4 separate regions of the Homo sapiens genome follow, and all the other regions are linked to region 1. A link is a contact called in ENCODE Hi-C or POLR2A ChIA-PET data. All regions are on one chromosome and are shown on one strand. The core of a region is the stretch at or near the end of the contact, and the rest is flanking DNA. Distances in the headings are between cores, read along the strand shown.

Region 1 (4,846 bases), core at 1,399-3,898:
TGCAGTGGTGCAATCTCGGCTTGCTGCAAGCTCCACCTCCTGGGTTCACACCATTCTCCTGCCTCAGCCTCCTGATTAGCTGAGACTACAGGCGACTGCCACCACGCCTGGCTAATTTTTTGTATTTTTAGTAGAGATGGGGTTTCACCACGTTAGCCAGGATGGTCTCGATCTCCTGACCGCGTGATCCGCCTGCCGCCTGGGCCTCCCAAAGTGCTGGGATCACAGGTGTGAGCCACCGCACCCAGCCCATTTGCTCATTTGTAAATCGAGTTTTTGTTGTTGCATTGTAGAAATTTATTATTTTTTAAATTTTTATTTGAGACAGAGTTTCTCTCTTGTTGCGCAGGCTGGAGCGCAATGGTGCAATCTCGGCTCACTGCAACCTCCGCATCCCAGGTTCAAGTGATTCTCCTGCCTCAGCCTTCCGAGTAGCTGGGATTACAGGCACACCACCATGCCCAGCAAATTTTTATATTTTGAGGAGAGACAGGGTTTCACCATGTTGGCCAGGCTGGTCTCAAACTCTTGACCTCAGGTGATCCACCCGCCTTGGCCTCTCAAAGTGCTGGGATTACAGGCGTGAGCCACCAAGCCTGACGGGTAGTAATTTATTTTTTATATAATTTTTTTCTTCTTTTTTTGGTAGAGACGAGGTTTTGCCATGTTGCTCAGGCTGGTCTAAAACTACCGGGCTCAAGTGATCTGCCTACCCGGGCCTCCCAAAGTGCAGGGATCACAAGCATGAACCACCATGCCTGGCTGTAATTTTTCATATATTCCGGATATTAACCCTTTACCAGATAATACAGTTTGCAAACTTTTTTTTTCCCCATTCTGTAGGTTGCCTTTTCACTGTTGGTCATTTCTTTTGCTGTATAGCTATCCTTAAGTTTGTTGCAAACCCATTTGTCTATCTTTTGTCTTGTTGCCTGTGTTTTGCTGTCATATCCAAGAAATCATTGCCAAATCCATTGTCATGAAGCTTTTCCCCATGTTTTCTTCTAGGAGCACTATAGTTTCAGGTCTTATGTTTAATCTTTAATAAGTTTTGTGTTTTTGTATATGGTGTAAGGTAAGGGTCCAACTTCATTCTTTTGTATGTGGTTATACAGTTTTCTCAGCACCATTTGTTAAAGACACAATCTTTCCCCCATGTTCTGGTGCTTTAAAAAAAAAAAAAATTCTGGCTGGTTACGGTGGCTTAGGCCTATAATCCCAGCACTTTGGGAGGCTGAGGCAAGTGGACTGCTTGAGGCTAGGAGTCCCAGACTAGCCTGGCCAACATGGTGAAACCCTGTCTCTACCACCGAAGATACAAAAATTAGCCAGGCGTGGTGGAGTACGCCTGTAATCCCAGCCTACTAGGGAGGCTGAGGCATGAGAATCGCTTGAACCTGGGAGGCAGAGGTTGCAGTGAGCCAAGATCTCACCACTGCACGCCAGCCGGGGTGACAGAGTGAGGCAGGGTCTTACCCTGTCGCCCAGGCAGGAGTCCAGTGGCCCAATCATGGCTCATTGCAGCCTACACTGCCAGGGTTCAAGCCATCCTCCCACCTCAGCCTCCCAAGTAGCTAGGATTACAGGTGTGTGTCACCATGCCCAGCAAATCTTTGTATTTTTTGTAGAGATGGGGTATCCCTATGTTGCTCAGGCTGGTCTTGAACTCCTAACCTCAAGCGATCCTCCCACCTGGGCCTCTCAAAGCACTGGGATTACAGGCGTGAGCCACTGCGCCTGACATGGTGCTTCTTAATTTATTCTTACTTTTTATTTTTATTTTTTTGAGACAAGGTCTTGCTCTGTCTCCCAGGCTGGAATGTAGTGGTACAATCATGGCTCACTGCAACCTCTGCCTCTCCGGTTCAAGTGATCTTCCTGCCTCAACCTCTGGAGTAGTTTGGACTATGGGCACATGCCACAACGACTAGCTAATTTTTGTTTTTCTTTTTTTCTTTCTTTCTTTCTTTCTTTTTTTTTTTTTTTGAGATGCAGTTTCTCTATGTTACCTAGGCTGGTCTAAAACTCCTGGGCTCAAGCGATCCTCCCACCCTGGCCTCCCAAAGTGCTGGGATGACAGGCGTGAGCCACGTGGTGCTTAAAAAAGGCAACAAAAAACCCCCCACACACTGGGTATAGAAGTGGCATGGGCCTCTATACACTGTGAGATTCTTGGTACTAGCTACAAATTCTGTGTATACTCAAGATTTTCTAGAGTAGGTGCAATTACCCCGTTTTACAGATGAGGACACAGAGGCTGAGCCGTAGTGACCCACCTAAGGTCGTATAGCCAGCAAATAGATGGAGGTTGGATTGGAACTGAGGACTTTACTCAAGGGCTCTCACAAACCCTTGGGGGCTTCTCGCTGCTTTATCCCCATCACACCTGAAAGAATGAATGAATGAATGCCTCGGGCACCGTGCCCACCTCCCAGCAAACCGTGGAGCTTGGACGAGCCCACTGCTCCGCGTGGGGGGGGTGTGTGCCCGCCTTGCGCATGCGTGTTCCCTGGGCATGGCCGGCTCCGTTCCATCCTTCTGCACAGGGTATCGCCTCTCTCCGTTTGGTACATCCCCTCCTCCCCCACGCCCGGACTGGGGTGGTAGACGCCGCCTCCGCTCATCGCCCCTCCCCATCGGTTTCCGCGCGAAAAGCCGGGGCGCCTGCGCTGCCGCCGCCGCGTCTGCTGAAGCCTCCGAGATGCCGGCGCGTACCGCCCCAGCCCGGGTGCCCACACTGGCCGTCCCGGCCATCTCGCTGCCCGACGATGTCCGCAGGCGGTAGGTACCATGGGGGGGAACACGGACTCAGGGGGACAGGCAGGGCGCTGGGTGGGGGGTCGCTTCCCCTCGGGGTGGCCGGTGGCCGCTGCTGACAGACGGGCGCGCATGCGTGGGGTGGTGCGGCGCGCAGCGGCAGTTGGCGCGGGCAGGGTGGCACTTCCGGTCGCGCGTGCCCGGGCTGTTTGGCGCCAAAATGGACCGTGGATTCCCCCGTAGCTCCCTGGTGGCTAGAAACTAGGCGGGGTGGGGGTTCTCTTTTGATCCCCAAATACAGCAAGCTTTGGGTTCGTTTCCGGGGTCCCCTTCTTCAAGCAGCGGTGGGCCGGGCTCTTGACTCCAGCTTGGTCGCACAGGAAGTGGGCAGCCCGCGGCCAACGGACACCCCTCGGGCACCGGCACTTCGGCCTCCACTTCCGGTGTCCGGCCCGGTCCCCGGGGGCGCTTCTGTGGTGGGGGGTCCCTCAGTGCCTTTCCCCCAAAGCTGTGCATCTCGATGGCGGCCTCCAGAGACGGATGTCACCCGTCGGGGCCTGGGCTGGGCTGGCTCATGTTCGAGAGCCCAGCCTTCCGTGGGGTACTCATTCTGTCAGTTGGGACTGTGTGGTTCTTGCTCCTTGGGAAAGTCCATGTTTTGGCAGGAACTTTAACCGTGCATTGCAGCGCAGGGCCCGGGAAGCGTGAAGGCTGCATGGTTGGTCTTTTCCTGTAAATCTGTGCCTGTGAGCCGTGGGCATCAGGGAAGTCTTGCTAATGAGAACTGGCTACACTTTCGTGTGTGTTTGTGTGTGTTCATGGGTGTGTTCTTTAGTGTGTGTCTAATGTTGGAGGCCCTGGCTTTAGCAGTTCATGCCTCTGTCCAACTTCCGTGCACAAGGATCAGTGGGAGCACTGGTCCCAGCCCCTTGTTCATGAACGCCATCAGTTCATTCCTGAAAACTTGTTCAAGTGAGGTGTGCGTGAGTCAGAGGAACCCTCACCAGGCGTGGACACTTCCAGCTGGATTTGTGAAAGCACTCTTTGCCATTTTTCTATTTCCTTAGGCTTGTTAACTGACCTGGTTGGGCCAGTCCGGTTCTGATTTGGGTCTTTGGGGAGGGATGGATATTTGGTTCAACCCCCGCTTTTTTTCTTTTCTTTTTTTTTTTTTTTTTGAAGGCTGGGTGCTGTGGCTTATGCCTGTAATCCCAGCAATTTGGGAGGCAGTGGCGGACGAATCTCTTGAGCCAGGAGTTTGAGACCAGCCTGGGCAACAAGGCAAAACCCCATGTCTACTAAAAATACAAAAATTAGCCTGGAGTAGTGCCGTGCGCCTGTGGTCCCAACTACTCAACAGACTAAGGTGGGAGTATCACTTGAGCCCCAGAGGTTGAGGCTGTGTGTAGCGAGCTGAGATCGCGCTATTGCACTCCAGCCTGGGTGACAGAGTGAGACCCTGTCTCAAAAAAAGAAACACTTTTTATTTTTAGAGATGGGTCTCACTCTGTTGTCCAGGCTGGAGTGCCCTGGCACAATTATAACTCACTGTAGCCTTGAACTCCTGGGCTTAAGGGATCCTCAGCCTCCTGAGTAGCTGGGACCACAGGCGCCCACCACCATGCCCAGATGACTTTCTTAGTTTTTGTTTCTGTATACGTGAGGTTTCACCATATTGCCCAGGCTGGTCTTAAACCCCTGCCCTCAAGCAGTCCTCCTGCCTTTGTGTCCCAAAGGTTAGGATTACAAGTATGAGCCATCATGCCTTAACTACTACTTTTTTTTGTTTGTTTGTTTGAGATGGAGTCTCATTCTTTCACCCAGGCTGGAATGCGGTGGCGTGATCTCGGCTCACTGCAACCTCCACTTTCAGGGTTCAAGTGATTCTCCTGCCTCAGCCTCCGAAGTAGCTGGGATTACAGGTGCACACCACCACGCCTGGCTAATTTTTGTGTTTTCAGTGGAGTCGGGGTTTCTCCATGTTGGTCAGGCTGGTCTCGAACTCCTGACCTCGTGATCCACCTGCCTCAGCCTCCCAAAGTGCTGGGATTATAGTCAAACCACTTCTTAACCAGTTAGTGGGTATATA
Region 2 (4,846 bases), core at 881-3,380, 510 kb before region 1:
CAAAGTGCTGGGATTACAGGCGTGGCCACCGCACCCAGCACGTGGCTTCTTTTCTTATAAGGGTTTTTGTTATAGGGGCTTCAGCCATGAATCTAAGAAGAAAAAATATTTCTTCCTCCCTACAGCATCAATCTATTAGAATGATGAGGGGAAGAGGGGTTTTGACCCTGTGTTGCCATGGTTCTTTATCAAGAAATGGGGATATTGGGCCAGGCGTGGTGGCTCACACCTATAATCCCAGCACTCTGCGAGGCCGAAGCAGGTGGATCACCTGAGGTCCGGAGTTTGAGACCAGCCTTGCCAACATAGTGAAACCCGTCTCTACAAAAAATACAAAAATTAGCTGGGCATGGTGGCAAGCAGTTGTAATCCCAGCTACTCAGCAGGCTGAGGCAGGAGAATCACTTGAACCCAGGAGGTGGAGGTTGCAGTGACTGGATATCACACCATTGCACTCCAGCCTGGGCGACTCTGTCTCAAAAAAAAAAAAAAAAAAAAAAAGCCAGGTGTGGTGGCTCACGCCTGGAATCCCAGCACTCTGGGAGGCCGAGGCAGGCGGATCACCTGAGCTCAGGAGTTTGAGAGTAGCCTAACCAACATGGAGAAACCCTGTCTCTACTAAAAATACAAAATTAGCCAGGTGTGGTGGCGCACACCTGTAATCCCAGCTACTCGGGAGGCTGAGTCAGGAGAATCACTTGAACCCGGGAGGCAGAGGTTGCAGTGAGCTCAGATCGCAAAATTGCACTCCAGCCTGGGCAACAAGAGCAAAATTCTGTCTCAAAAAAAAAAAAAAAAAAAAAAAAAAAGAAGGATATTGAGGATATGGGAGAAGCCTAAAGCCTCCCCAATCCTCTTGTTGCCACCATTATTTCAACAGATATTTGTCCAATTAATTTGTTTTTTTTATTTTTTATTTTTTATTTTGGTAGAGACAGGGTCTCCCTGTATTGCCCAAGCTGGTCTCCAACTCCCGGCCTCAAGTGATCTTCCCGCCTCAGTTTCCCAAATTGCTGGGATTACAGGCATGAGCTTCCACGTCCAGTCTTAATTTGCTAATGAGAGAAAAACTGCAATAATAATACTTAAGCTACTACATGGCTGGGATGGAGATTTACTGACATCATCTCATATGTACTTGTCAACAATTCTACCAAAGACCTGCTACTATTTACCCCCGCTTTGAGTTGGTTCAACTGAAGCTCAGCGAGGAGTGACCTGCTCAAAGCCACACAACAGCTAAAAAACAGGCCCCGTGTAAACTTCACCCCCTGACAGACAGGGTAAGGAGGCGGCTCCCCAGGGTCCTCTCACCCAGCGCATTCTGGATCTGCACGGATTTCTCCGGGCTCAGCAGGGTCTCATTGCCGTCGTAGGGGGAGCGGAAGCGGACGCCCTCCTCCGTCACCTCGGACAGAGACACCAGCGACACCATCTGGAAACCGCCGCTGTCCTAAGGGAAACCCCACCGCAAAGCTGTCAGGGGGTGGAGATGGGGACCCTTCACTCCAGAGAAGGGCCCTAGAACGTCGGCTCTCTCCTCAGCTCACCGTTAGCAGATTATGAGGCCAATTCATGAAGCCGTGGAGACCGTTGGCTTTCTGGATCAGCTCGGGTCCCTGGGTTGATGGAAGAAAGTGTCAGGTTAGGGGTGACCGCGTCCCTGGGGGCCCTTCTTGGGAGACAGATCTGGCCAGCTTTAGTCCCTGCTGCTCTTTCACGCCCAGTACAAGGCCTGGTCATTGGGGGCGCTCAATACAGCTGGTCGATTGACTTTGGGAGGAGTGTCCGGGCCTGGAGGACGCTCCATGGCTCCCCACGCCTCGCCGCCTCGCCGCCTCCCCGCGCGGGCAGAGCCCACCCACCGGCCTTAGACCCAGATGGTAGGTATTGCCCAGGCAGATGCGGCAACCCAGAGCGTCCAGCTGTTCGGTCGTGATGCCCTTCATGGTGGCCTGCGTGCCCACTGGCATGAACACAGGAGTGGCCACTGTCCCATGCGGCAGCCACAGCTCGCCTGCCCGGGCCCTGGAGCGGCTGCATTCGGCCACCAGCCGCATGATCCGTGGGGCCGACTCCAGGGAAGCCTGGGTAGCTGCTCCCGCCATCTTGACTGTCGGAACCACGTGGGCCGTACCACACAGTGGGCGGCGCCATGTTGGCCGCTGTCACGTGACCACGCGATCCGTTCTGGAGCCCGGGAAAGCGTCGGGGGACCATGGCAACGGATTTGAACCCCTGGTCCTGGCTGGGGGCCCATTTAACTCCTACCCACAACACGCTAAAGCGAAGAATCAGAATTGAACTGGGAACGAATCCCATCCCTAGCACTTTCGAGCTACAATCAGAGACTCTCTTAGCCATAATTTTCTCTTGGATAAAATGTGGCGAATTACAGCATCTCGGCATAAAGACTTTGTAAAGATTGAATAAAGGGCCGGGGGTGGTGGCTCACGCCTGTAATCCCAGCACTTTGGGAGGCCGAGGAGGGAGGATCACGAGGTCATGGGATGGAGACCATCCTGGCTAACACAGTGAAACCCCGTCTCTACTAAAAATACAAAAAATTAGCCGGGCGCAGTGGCAGGCACCTGTAGTCCCAGCTACTCCGGAGGCCGAGGCAGGAGAATGGCGTGAACCTGGGAGGCAGAGCTTGCAGTGAGCCGAGATCGTGCCACTGCACTCCAGCCTGGGTGACAGAGCGAGACTCCATCTCAAAAAAAAAAAAAAAAAAAAAATTAAGCTGGTGTGGCTGGGTGCGGTGGCTCACGCCTGTAATCCCAGCGCTTTGAGAGGCTGAGGCGGGCGGATGACCTGATGTTGGGAGTTCGAGACCAGCCTGACCAATGTGGAGAAACCCCGTCTCTACTAAAAATACAAAATTAGCCAGGCATGGTGGTGCATGCCTGTAATCCCAGCTACTCCGAAGGCTGAGGCAGGATAATTGCTTGAACCTGGGAGGCGGAGTTTGCAGTGAGCCGAGATCGTGCCATTGCACCCCAGCCTGGGTAACAGGAGCAAAACTCTGTGTCAAAAAGAAAAAAAAGTTTTAAAAATTAAAAAATTAACAGGTTGTGAGCCAGGCACGGTGGCTCACGCCTGTAATCCCAGCACTTTGGGAGGCCAAGGCGGGCGGATCACGATGTCAGGAGTTCAAGACCAGCCTGGCCAGTATGGTGAAACCCCGTCTCTACTAAAAAAATACAAAAATTAGCCGGGCGTGGGGGTGCGTGCCTGTAGTCCCAGCTATTCGGGAGGCTGAGGCAGGAGAATCGCTTGAACCCGGGAGGCGGAGGTCGAGCCACGATTGCGCCACTGCACTCCAGCCTGGGCGACAAAGCGAGACTTCATCTAAAAAACAAAAACAAAAACAAAATCAAAACAAAAACATTAACATGGTGTGGTGGCACGCCCCTGTAGTCTCAGCTACTCAAGAAGCTGAGGCAGGAGGATCACTTGAGCTGAAGAGTTGGAGGCTGCAGTGAGCTATGATTGGGCTACTGTACACCAGGCTGGGCAACAGAGTGAGACCGAAACCCTAAAAAAAAAGATAATAATAATATACAATATTATATAGTAATTGTTATCATTACAACTGGATCTGATATCTGTCCTGGCCAGCAGAGAGCGCTATTGTCCCAGAAGATGTCCTTTCAATTGTCTTAAACTGAGCTACTCTGGCCAAGAGGGTGTCTAAGGGAGCCTCAAGCCCCCTATCCTGTAAGAAAGGCTAAGGATGCCGGTTGCCCAGATGGTGGGGCATCCTTAGTAAGGCCACACCCGGAAAACCCGCCTGGAAAACACCCCTGCCCACCAGCAAGCCAACCTCAGGGCCTTTGCACCTGCCTTTGTCTACAACACTCATCCTTTCTTTTCTATTTCTTTTCTTTCTTTTCTTTTCTTCTTTTTTTTTTTTGAGACAGAATCTCACTCTGTTGCCCAGGCTGGAGTGTAGTGGCACAGTCTCAGCTCACTGCAACCTCCGCCTCTCAGGTTCAAGCGATTCTCCTACGTCAGCCTCCCAAGCAACCGGGATTACAGGTGCCTGCTGCCACACCCGGCTAATTTTTTTTTTATTTTTGAGATGGAGTCTTGCTCTGCTTCCCAGGCTGGAGTGCAGTGGCACAATCTCTGCTCACTGAAAGCTCTGCCTGCCAGGTCCACGCCATTTTCCTGCCTCAGCCTCCTGAGTAGCTGGGACTACAGGCGCCTGCCACCACGCCCAGCTAATTTTTTGTATTTTTAGTAGAGACCGGTGTTCACCATGTTAGCCAGGATGGTCTTGATCTCCTGACCTGGTGATCCACCTGCCTTGGCCTCCCAAAGTGCTGGGATTACAGGCGTGAGCCACCGCACTCGGCCGTTTTTTGTTTTTTTTTTTTTTGAGACGGAGTTTTGCTCTTGTTGCCCAGGCTGGAGAGTGCAATAGTGCAATCTTGGCTCACTACAACCTCCACCTCCTGGGTTCAAGTGATTCTCCTGCCTCAGCCTCCTGAGTAGCTGGGATTACAGGCATACGCCACCACGCCTGGCTAATTTTTTTGTATTTTTAGTAGCGACAGGGTTTCTCCATATTGGCCAGTCTGGTCTCGAACTCCTGACCTCAGGTGATCCTCCCACCTTGGCCTCCCAAAGTGCTGGGATTACAGGTGTGAGCCACCGCGTCCGGCTAATTTTTGTTTTTAGTAGAGATAAGGTTTCACCATGATGGCCAGGCTGGTCTCAAACTCCTGACCTCAAGCGATCCACCCATCTAGGCCTCCCAAAGTGCTAGGATACAGGTGTGAGCCACCGTGCCCAGCTAATATTTCTATTTTTCAAAATGTTTACCAGGCGCAGTGGCTCA
Region 3 (4,846 bases), core at 1,116-3,615, 460 kb before region 1:
CTAAATGTTAACACTTACACATCTTTCAAAACTGCACAAGGTGAATTAACTTGCTGACAAAATGTAGCAGGATGACAAGTCCAAGAGGTATAAATAAGGGAAGGGATCACTCCTCTGGGGCCATGAAAGGTAATCAAAAGAAACCGAGAAAGGGTGACAGCAGTCCCTAAGAGAAGAGGCCCCAGCCCAAAGAAAACGACTAAAGGCTTTTCCAAGAATAGAAGACTTCTAACCCCCACATCTTGCTAAAGCCTAAAGGGTAATCTACTGTCTACCCAAAGGAAAGGGACTTACAGAAGGCTTCTTCCCCATCACTGACTCTACCTGTCCCCTACCTGGAGGCCTTAACCAGGGAGCACCGTCTGTATCTGTGTGATCAAAATATTAGCAGCTGTCCTTTGTCAACGTGGTATTTAACATGAAAATTTAGGAAAAAATAACAGACTTAGATTCCTCATGCTCAGGAATATGGGCCTTCAAGACCCTGAAAATACTAGAAGGAGCCAAAGGAATTTTTGCCTAGAGGCACCAAACAAGTTCAATCAGAAAAACCACAAACAATTAGGCACCTCTCAGCTCCAGGAAGACTCGGCTAAGCTCCAGGAAGATAGGGAGAGTGATAAATAGCGCCCAGTGGCGGCAAGGCCAAGCCTGGCAGTCATTGCTAGCCTCCAATCTGAACTAAAGAATATTCCAGACAACACTGGGGCCTGCAGACTCCATTCACAAATCCCAGGGACCAAGAGCCACCCACATAAGCAAGGGGCCCCAGCACCACGGAACAGGGAGAGGAGCACCTGCCAATGTCCTGCGGCCTCCTCCTGCTTTCCAGCTGTGAATGAGGCCCTGGTTCCCACACTTCATTCACAGTCTGGGCGGCTACTGTAACTACATCCCACGAGACCACACACAAAGCATCACGCACAAGGGACAGTGGCAGCACTCTGAGCAATCCATGGAGATTCCCATCCACAAATACCTGAGGAAAAGAGAGCTTAAAGTCCTAAATTTGAATCCTAACTTCGGATGGCACCTCGCGATTCCATGTGGACCACAAATATGCCATCACACCACTCATTTTAAAGAGAGCAAAATCTTGAAAAAGATTCAGCAGCAGTGAATTACCGGAGTCCAGAAAAAGAAACCACTGAAACCGACGCTTCGTTGCTGATCCATGTCACCTAAGCAGCAACTGGCAAACAATGTTGGAAATGTGGAGAAGAGATCCCTCATTCTCCTCAAATTTGGCCACTGAACTGGGGGAGGAGCATGCAGACCGCCGTACACCCCAAATAATTCATCCAGGCGGTGAATTAACTGGGGCAGAACCTCATGAGTAACCTCGAGAATCTCAATCGTTCAACTACTTGAGAAAATAAAGGTAGAAATGGGTTTTAAGCATCCACGTTTCGGGGCCCAGGCTTGCACCCAAGTAGATTGCCGGTCTAGAGAAGGCAAATACTAACAATCTGGAAAAACATTCAACAATGAAAACAAACTAACTAAAGAAAAAGCTGAAACCCTCTCAAGTTTTGACCCTGATCTGAGAGAGGCCTGGCTGACCAGAGATTTGGAAACCCGACGAACCCACAAAGGCTTCCTCAGCAATCCGCGTGGGAAGGGGCTTCCAAGGAGGGGGTCCGCCTCTCCGCGACCTGTGAGGACAAAGGAGGCGACTTTTCCCGCCTCGGGAACCTGGGACTCTCCTGGAATCGGGGGCGGGACCGGGACAAAGAGGAGGAGGGGGTAGGGAAGGAGTGAGGAAGGGGGGTCGCCCCGCCGCGGAACTCGGGACCCGAGGGGGTGTGTGCTCCAAGCACGTGCGCGCGTCCCCAGGACCCCCGCAACAGACAAAAGCCCAGCCGCGGGGAGGCGGCAGCCGGGGGCCCGGTGCGCGCGCACCCCCCCGCGCGTGGCGCCGCCGCCGGCCGAGGGGCCGCGTGCGGGGGGGAGCGGCTGCGCGCGCACCGAGTCCTCGCCGCCGCCGCAGCCGCCATTTTGTTTCCTCCGCACAATGGAAGAGAGTTAACGGCCGAGCGCGGGAGCGAGGCCGGCAAGGGAGGAACGGGCCAGGCGCCGGGATGAGGGAACCGGGCGGAGGCGGCGAGCGTGGGATCCCTCCAGCCTTGTCACCGCGAACCCTCAGTGGGGATCTCACTGAGGGCGGGCGGGGGGAGGGGCAGAGGCGGGAGCGGGCCCGGCCGCCGCCACATTGACGCTTACCTTGTCGGCGTCCCCTTCTTCGACCGCAGCCGCCGCCGCCGCCCTCCTGCCACAGCCCGCCGGGGTCTGCCCCCAAAAGCCACGCGGTGCGCGCCGGGCTGCTGGGTCCAACTGCAATGGCGAGAAGAGGAGGAGGAGGAGTCCGGACCGGGGGCGAGCGGGCGGGCGGGCAGGCGCGCGCCGGGGAGGTGCGGGAACACGTGACCGGCTGAAGCCCCGCCCCCTTTGACGCCGCGTTGCGCCTCGACGCAGGCCCAACCCAAATGGGAGGGAGGGGCGAAAAGAGATAAGGGGGGGGCTGAGGGGGTGGGCGTGAGTTGCACGTGGTGCAAGCGGGAGTGTTTGCGTGCGTAGTCACGTGACTTCGGCACCTTTCCCTCCGCTTTCGATAGGTTGCTCCATCATGTGACAATGGCGAATTTCGCGGTTTCCTTCGCCATCTGACAACTTTTGGCGCCTTCCCTTTGCCGTACTGGGAGTCCTCCATCACGTGACGAGGGCACGCTCTGGTTTTCGCTAAGGCGTTTTTTGAGCGGCCATTACCACGTGATGCAAGGCAAGCGTCAGAGGCGGAGCCTCCCTACGGCTGCGACATTTTGCGCCTGCGCGGCCGCCATCTTACGCCCGTCGCCCTGAGTACGTTAGCGGAAATGGCTCCGAGAGGCTTTGACGCATGTGTACCTTTTTAGTGGCGGTATCTCGGCCGGGGATTTTCGGGCTCCAGTGGAGGTGGCTATGCTCACCCCATCTCCCTTGAGAGGCACAGAAGGTTAGAGATGTGTGCGAGGAACGGCCAGGTCCAGCGTCTCCTCGTTGCTGCCCCTTGAGCCCGGGACCGGCGCCAATGCGCGCCCGGGTTCTTGGGTTCTTTCGTCCCGCAGACCTGCCTTGGTGTGGCGTCCCTGGGCCGTAGCTTCCGAAGGCTGCAGCCGACCTGGTCGGGGTCCTCTAGCCCGCCTTCCCCTTCCCCCATTGACAGATGGAGAAACTGAGGCCCAGGCCAAAAAATATCTCACTAGAGGGCTCACCGCCATTTCCTGGAAAAATTGGGGCTGGGACTCAACGGACGCTCGTCCAGCAGCAGCGCGGAGCTCCGAAGTAAAGGCGCCCGTGACCGAGTGCTTTGTCCTTACAAGCGTGGTGTTCTTGAATGCTTCCAGGCGCCTTATGAGGCCCCCGATGTACAATCTGTGCTTAACTAAACCCCACTGTCTTCCAGGGTCAGGTTGGCCATCCGCAGGCGTAGTTGCTAGGAAGGTTTGACAGATGTCCGCCTGTTGATTCAGACGTTCCCAGGATTTGGAGCAAGAAGAGCAAGGAAGGCCAGGCGCGGTGGCTCACGTTTGTAATCCCAGCACTTTGGGAGGCCGAGGCGGGCGGATCACGAGGTCAGGAGTTCGAGACCAGCCTGGCCAGCATGGTGAAACCCCGTCTCTACTAAAAATACAAAAGAAAATTAGCCGGGTGTGGTGGCACATGCCTGTAGTCCCACCTACTTGGGAGGCTGAGGCAGGAGAATTGTTTGACCTGGCAGGCGGAGGTTGCAGTGAGCCGAGATTGCGCCACTGCACTCCAGTCTGGGCGACAGAGCGAGACTCTGTCTCAGAAAAAAAAAAGAGCAAGGAGGTGTTGAAAATGGGTTTCCTGGCTGGGCGTGGTGGCTCACGCTTGTAATCCCAGCACTTTGGGAAGCTGAGGTGGGCGGATCACTTGAGGTCAGGAGTTTGAGACCAGCCTGGCCAACATGGTGAAACACCGTCTCCACTAAAAATAGAAAAATTAACTGGGTGTGGTGGAGGGCGCCTGTAATCCCAGCTAATCAGGAAGCTGAGACAGGAGGATCGCTTGAACCCAGGAGGCGGAGGTTGCAGTGAGCCGAGATTGCTCCATTGCACTCCAGCCTGGGCGATAGAGTGAGACTCAGCCTCAAAAAAAAAAAAAAAAAAAAATTCGCCAGGTGTGGTGGTGTGCGCCTATAATCCCAGCTACTCAGGAGGCAGAGGCACAAGAATGGCTTGAATCACTTGAACCTGGGAGGCAGAGGTTACAATGAGCCGAGATGGCACCACTGCACTCCAGCCTGGGCGACAGAGCGAGACTCCGACTTCCCATCTTAAAAAAAAAAAAAAAAAAAAAAAAGAAGTGTAAAGATGTGATTATGTGGCAGGGGGTAAGGGTTAAAAAGAAAACAAGAACAAGTTTTCCTCTGCTTAGCCAGCTTACTTCAAGGACAGTTATAACACTGAAAAGTCGAGGCCAAAGGAATGGGCTCCAGACAGCCTCCTCCGGAGCAAAGTTGAAAAGAAAAATTCCTTTACTGTCTCTCCTTTTCTGAACCATTAAATATGACTGTTTGCCAATGGTTGTATTTAGTAAGATTTGTAGACTCTGTTTTTCTTTTGACACAGCTGCAAGGCCAACAGCTGTGCAAAGCCACAAGTTATGCTAAGTCAGCAGTTATGCTATAGATTACATGACCTGTGACTGTATCATTAACTGCTTTTGTTTTGCTTCTGTAAGTTTGCCTATAAAAACCACACTCAGTCTTTGTTCAATGGTCAGCTTTTCAGATACAAATCCACTGAGCCGGTGTACATCTAAATAAATCCTCCTGTTTCCCGTG
Region 4 (4,846 bases), core at 1,117-3,616, 310 kb before region 1:
GTAACTCCAACGTAGCCCTACACGTGATTCCTTCCAGACCCTGAGCCAGGACGTTCAATCTTTCAAATTCACCCTGGAGGCTCCAGGGGCCTAGAGTTTCCATTTATTATTCACTTACATGGCGAAATCCCATCTATCTTTTTTTTTTTTCTTTTCCTTTCGAGACGTAGTCTCGCGCTGTTGCTCAGGCTGGAGTGCAATGGCAGGATTTCGGCTCACTGCAACCTTCACTTACCCACCACCACACCCGGTTAATTTTTTGTATTTAGTAGAGACGGCGGTCTCACCATATTGGTCAGGCCGGTCTCGAACTCCTAACCTCAGGTGATCCACCCGTCTTGGCCTACCAAAGTGCTAGGATTACAAGCATGAGCCACTGCGCCTGGCCTCTCTATCTTTTAAAAATAATTATAATTTGGATGAAATTTAGATGAATTCTTTTTTTTTCTTTTTTTTTTTTTTTTTTTGAGACAGAGTCTCACTCTGTTGCACAGGCTGGAGTGTGGTGGCGCGATCTCTGCTCACTGCAACCTCTGCCTCCCGGGTTCAAGCAATTCTCTGCCTCAGCCTCCCGAGTAGCTGGGGATTACAGGCGCCCGCCACCACGCCCGGTTAATTTTTGTATTTTTAGTAGAGATGGGGGTTTCACCATGTTGGCCAGGCTGGTCTTGAACTCCTGATCTCGTGATCCACCCACCTCGGCTCCCAAAGTGCTGGGATTACAGATGTGAGCCACCGCACCCAGCCTAGATGAATTCTTTAAAATAAACTTACATACATTTATTTAAAAGTTAACGTTACATGATAAACGGTGTGCATGACAAATCAGTATCCCCAGTCATGAAAAATAGCAATGGTTTCTGTCTCTTGGGAGCCAGCATTCGCATTTAATATTTTTATTTTTTATTTACTTATTTATTTTTTTGAGTCAGAGCCTCGCTCTGTGGCGCAGGCTGGAGTGCAGTGCGGTGATCTTGGCTCACTGCACGCTCCGCCTCCCGGGTTCACGCCATTCTCCTGCCTCAGCCTCCTGTGTACCTGGGACTACAGGCGCCCGCCACCACGCCCGGCTAATTTTTTGTATTTTTAGTAGAGACGGGGTTTTATCATGTTAGCCAGGATGGTCTCGATCTCCCGACCTCGTGATCCGCCTGCCTCGGCCTCCCAAAATGCTGGGATTACAGGTGTGAGTCACCGCGCCCGGCCCCGCATTTAGTCTTAATGATAATCTGGTAGGTAGGTGCTATTATATTATTACTTTTTATAGAGAGGAAACTGAACCATAGAGAACTAAGTAAGCGCCCACGGGCACTGAGCTGGTAAGAGGCAGATCCAGGGTTTGAACCCCCCAAAGACGGGTGCCACACGCCTCTTGATAGGAAGTAAATCAAAAATAAAGACAAGGAAGGCCGGGCGCGGTGGCTCACGCCTGTAATCCCAACACTTTGGGAGGCCGAGGCGGGCGGATCATGAGGTCAGGGGTTTGAGACCATCCTGGCCAACATGGTGAAACCCCATCTGTACTAAAAATACAAAAAATTAGCTGGGTATGATGGCGGGCGCCTGTAATCCCAGCTACTCGGGAGGCTGAGGCAGAATTTTTTGAACCCGGGAGGCGGAGGTTGCAGTGAGCCAAGATCGAGCTACTGCACTCCAGCCCAGGTGACAGTGAGAGACTCTGTCTCAATTAAAAAAAAAAAAAAAAAAAAAAGACAAGGAAAACCTGAGGCCTGGGCACAGCGCCTCACACCTATAATCCCAGAACTTTGGGAGGCCAATGGAGTCAGGATCTCTTAAACCCAGGTGTTCAAGACCAGCCTGGGCAACATTGCGAGACCCCATCTCTACAGAAAAACAAACAAACAAACAAAAACTAAAAATTAGCCGGGTGTGGTGGCGCCTGTCTGTGGTCCCAGCTACTCAGGAGGCTGAGGTGGGAGGATCGCTTGAGGCCAGGAGCTCAAGGCTGCAGTGAGCCGCGATTGCGCCACTGCACTCCAGCCTGGGCGTGCAGATCAGAGCGAGACCTTGTCTCTAAAGGAAAAAAAAAAAGAAAGAAAGAAAGAAAAGAAAAGAAAAGAAAACCTAGCGAGGTAGATAATTTTCCCTAGATCCTGCGGCCGCCGGACCACGAGGCCGGCGCTGTGCGTTGTTAAAAGGAGAATAGCAGATGGTGGCGCGCAGCCCCGCGAGGAGACATCCAGCAACGAAATCGGGAGATGGAAGGGACAGTGAGAAGGGGGGCCTGGCTGTGCGCCCCCGCCCGATGCCCCACTCCTCGCCGACGGGCGCCGGGCACCTGCGGGAAGGGCGGGAGAATCGCCGCTCCTTTCCCGCCGCGCCCTTTCCGCCCTCTCCCCGCCTCCTTTTCGGGCGTCCCGAGGCCGCTCCCCAACCGACAACCAAGACCCCGCAGGCCACGCAGCCCTGGAGCCGAGGCCCCCCGACGGCGGAGGCGCCCGCGGGTCCCCTACAGCCAAGGTAAGGCAGGAATCTCCTGGACTGGGTCGCGGTCCCCCGGCTTCCCGGAAGCGCAGTGCGCGGGTGGCATCACTGTGCCCGGAGCCCCTGCGCGCCCCGGCCATCCCCACCCCGAGGGACCCCCTACGGAGGCGACCTGGGGGCTGAGGTGAGCGCTTGGGCAGCAGCGACGGGGAGGGGTGTCCACCCCACCCCTGGTGCGGGCCGGGGCGCGCAGGCCTGGAACTCGGGGTTCAGACTCCCCGCGACTCGGACCACGCGGCTAAGCGCGCTCAGGGTCGCGTGCCCCCGCCCCGCCGCCATGCTGGGCGCCGTGGTGGCCGCGCAGCTGGGCGACAGCAGGCGTGGGCGGGGGTGGGGAGCGGCCCCTCAGCGGTCCCTACCGCCTGAGGCCAGGGCCCGGGGACTTTTATTGTGACACGGCGGGCGCCCGGCTCTGCTTAGTCATGGTGACCTGCGCGCGCTCCGCGCCTCCCCCACGCGCAGCGATGGAGGCGCCGGGGCTCGGGCGGTGGAGGCGGAGCCGGAGCGCGGCCATGGCGGGGTGAGTGAGGCGGGATGTGCCCGGGCTGCGGGCATCGCGGGCCGCGAGCGCCCCTGCGGCCGTGCCCGGAGACCAGGAAAACGGGCGCCACGGCCCAGGGCGCCTCCGAGTTCCCCGCCAGGACTCGGAGGGCCAGGAGGGCGCGACCTGGGTGGATATTTTTGTTGGACGGCGCAACTCTTGGGGTGGCCCGGGAGCGGCGGAAACCGAGCGAGAGAACCAGGAGGCGCTGCGCAGAAGGAGGCCCGGGGGCTCCGAGGCGTTGAGGGGCTCGATCTGCGTTCTGGGGTTGGCAGCCGAGAGGCCGCGGTGGGGTCACTTCCTCGCCTCACTGGGCCTGGTGGAGGCTCAGGAGGGGCATGCGCAGTCGCCCACTTGCCGCTTTGTAGGGTGGGGGAAGTGCCCGGTGCCCAAGGGGCATTGTTGACCGATTGGCCAAAGACCAAGAGGCAAACCCAGGGCCTTGGCACCAGAGTGGGGGCCGAGTGGCACCCAGGGAGGGTGGAGGAGGCCGCTCTGGCAGGCACGGTGGCAGGGCAGTTAGCCAACCACCCGTTTATTGACCCCTGCGCAGTGCCAGGCCCCAGGCGAGAGGCACAGGAGAGGGTTGGCCCGACGCCGACCTACATAGGTCTCCCTGCCATTTGAGGCGCTGGGGCCGGGGACGAGAGACAGTCGATCAACAGACAAGCAAAGGAGGTCATTTCAGTTCCTGACAAGCGCAGTGATGACAATAAAACAGGGAAGAGGAGACTTTGAGTTGAGTCCCAGAAAGAGGGGAGTGAGAACTTGCAGATCCACTTGTGGGGAGCCACTTGGAGATCCCCCACTCCTTTTGAAACGTAACTCACGTCTGGGCACAGCAGCCTATGCCTGTAATCCCAGCATTTTGGGAGGTCGAGGAGGGGGATCACTTGAGGCCAGGAGGTTGAGACCACCCTGGCCAACATGGTGAAATCCCATCTCTACTAAAAATACAAAAAATTAGCCCATCGTGGTGGCTGGTGCCTGTAATCCCAGCTACTCAGGAGGCCGAAGTATGAGAATATCTTTTTTTTGTTTTATTTGAGATGGAGTCTTGTTCTGTCACCCAGGCTGGAATGCAGTGGTGCGATCTCGGCTCACTGCAAGCTCTGCTTCCTGGGTTCACGCCTTTCTCCCGCCTCAGCCTCCCATGTAGCTGGGACTACAGGCGCCCGCCGCCACACCCGGCTAATTTTTTTGTATTTTTAGTAGAGATGGGGTTTCACCATGTTAGCCAGGATGGTCTCGATCTTCTGACCTTGTGATCCGCCTGCCTCGGCCTCCCAAAGTGCTGGGATTACAGGCGTGAGCCACCACGCCCGGTCGAGAATATCTTGAACTCGGGAGGCAGAGGTTGCAGTGAGCCAAGATCGCACCACTGTACTCCAGCCTGGGCAACAGAGCGAGACTCTGTCTCGAAAAACAAAACACAAAACACATAACTCATCTCCTGGCCCTCCAGGATCCAGGGGTTTCCATGAAACCCTTCCTTAAGTCCTTAGCTCTCACTGCACTCCTTCCCAATTCTCCAGATTGACTGTCTCAGCCTCTGAGCCACTGCACTTACTGTTTCCTCTGCCTGGAAAACTACTCCCCAGCCTCCCACTTTATAATAATTTTCATCCTTGTCTCAGCTCCAACCTCACCTTCTCAAAGAGGCTTGGTCTGCCAGATTTTAAAAAACTGCACCCCGGGTCAGGCATGGTGGCTTACGCCTGTAATCCCAGCACTTCGGGATGCCAAGGCGGGCGGCTCACTTGAGGTCAGGAGTTTGAGACCAGCCTGGCCAACATGGCG

What was found. Hi-C counts contacts between places; a loop is a spot of excess contacts on that map. ChIA-PET counts read pairs that join two places held with the same protein, here RNA polymerase II (POLR2A). Pooled maps may share reads with other maps.
Region 2: a loop to region 1 is called in a pooled map, with 3 times the contacts of the local background. The contact joins the promoter of QTRT1 here to the promoter of DNMT1 in region 1. A Hi-C loop is called at or near these places in 6 of 50 pooled maps. POLR2A ChIA-PET finds 5 or more read pairs at or near these places in 2 of 52 experiments (B cell and Panc1).
Region 3: a pooled map shows a loop between it and region 1 (12-fold over the local background). The contact joins the promoter of ILF3 here to the promoter of DNMT1 in region 1. A Hi-C loop is called at or near these places in 2 of 37 single-sample maps with no recorded cell type and 9 of 50 pooled maps.
Region 4: a loop to region 1 is called in a pooled map, with 7 times the contacts of the local background. The contact joins the promoter of KEAP1 here to the promoter of DNMT1 in region 1. A Hi-C loop is called at or near these places in 1 of 37 single-sample maps with no recorded cell type and 8 of 50 pooled maps. POLR2A ChIA-PET finds 5 or more read pairs at or near these places in 2 of 52 experiments (CD8-positive, alpha-beta memory T cell and activated CD4-positive, alpha-beta T cell).

The regions. Positions count from the first base shown.
Region 1 is chr19:10,192,755-10,197,600 of GRCh38, reverse strand. It overlaps DNMT1 (DNA methyltransferase 1), which reads left to right and starts at 2,648. Exons shown (of 41, transcript NM_001130823.3): 1 at 2,648-2,781. The coding sequence starts at 2,702. RefSeq lists an enhancer at 2,215-2,444 and a silencer at 2,705-2,944.
Region 2 is chr19:10,698,723-10,703,568 of GRCh38, reverse strand. QTRT1 (queuine tRNA-ribosyltransferase catalytic subunit 1) reads right to left here and starts at 2,130. Exons shown (of 10, transcript NM_031209.3): 1 at 1,866-2,130; 2 at 1,551-1,619; 3 at 1,315-1,453. The coding sequence starts at 2,108. RefSeq lists enhancers at 1,147-1,336, 2,097-2,186, 1,665-2,413 and a silencer at 1,817-1,876.
Region 3 is chr19:10,651,865-10,656,710 of GRCh38, reverse strand. ILF3 (interleukin enhancer binding factor 3) reads right to left here and starts at 2,365. Exons shown (of 20, transcript NM_017620.3): 1 at 2,224-2,365. It overlaps ILF3-DT (ILF3 divergent transcript), which reads left to right and starts at 2,839. Exons shown (of 1, transcript NR_024333.1): 1 at 2,839-4,846. RefSeq lists silencers at 2,038-2,197, 2,278-2,517 and enhancers at 2,608-3,077, 3,318-3,487, 3,353-3,854, 3,855-4,357.
Region 4 is chr19:10,500,876-10,505,721 of GRCh38, reverse strand. It overlaps KEAP1 (kelch like ECH associated protein 1), which reads left to right and starts at 2,366. Exons shown (of 6, transcript NM_203500.2): 1 at 2,366-2,481. RefSeq lists silencers at 2,351-2,970, 2,981-3,260 and enhancers at 3,099-3,654, 3,631-3,880.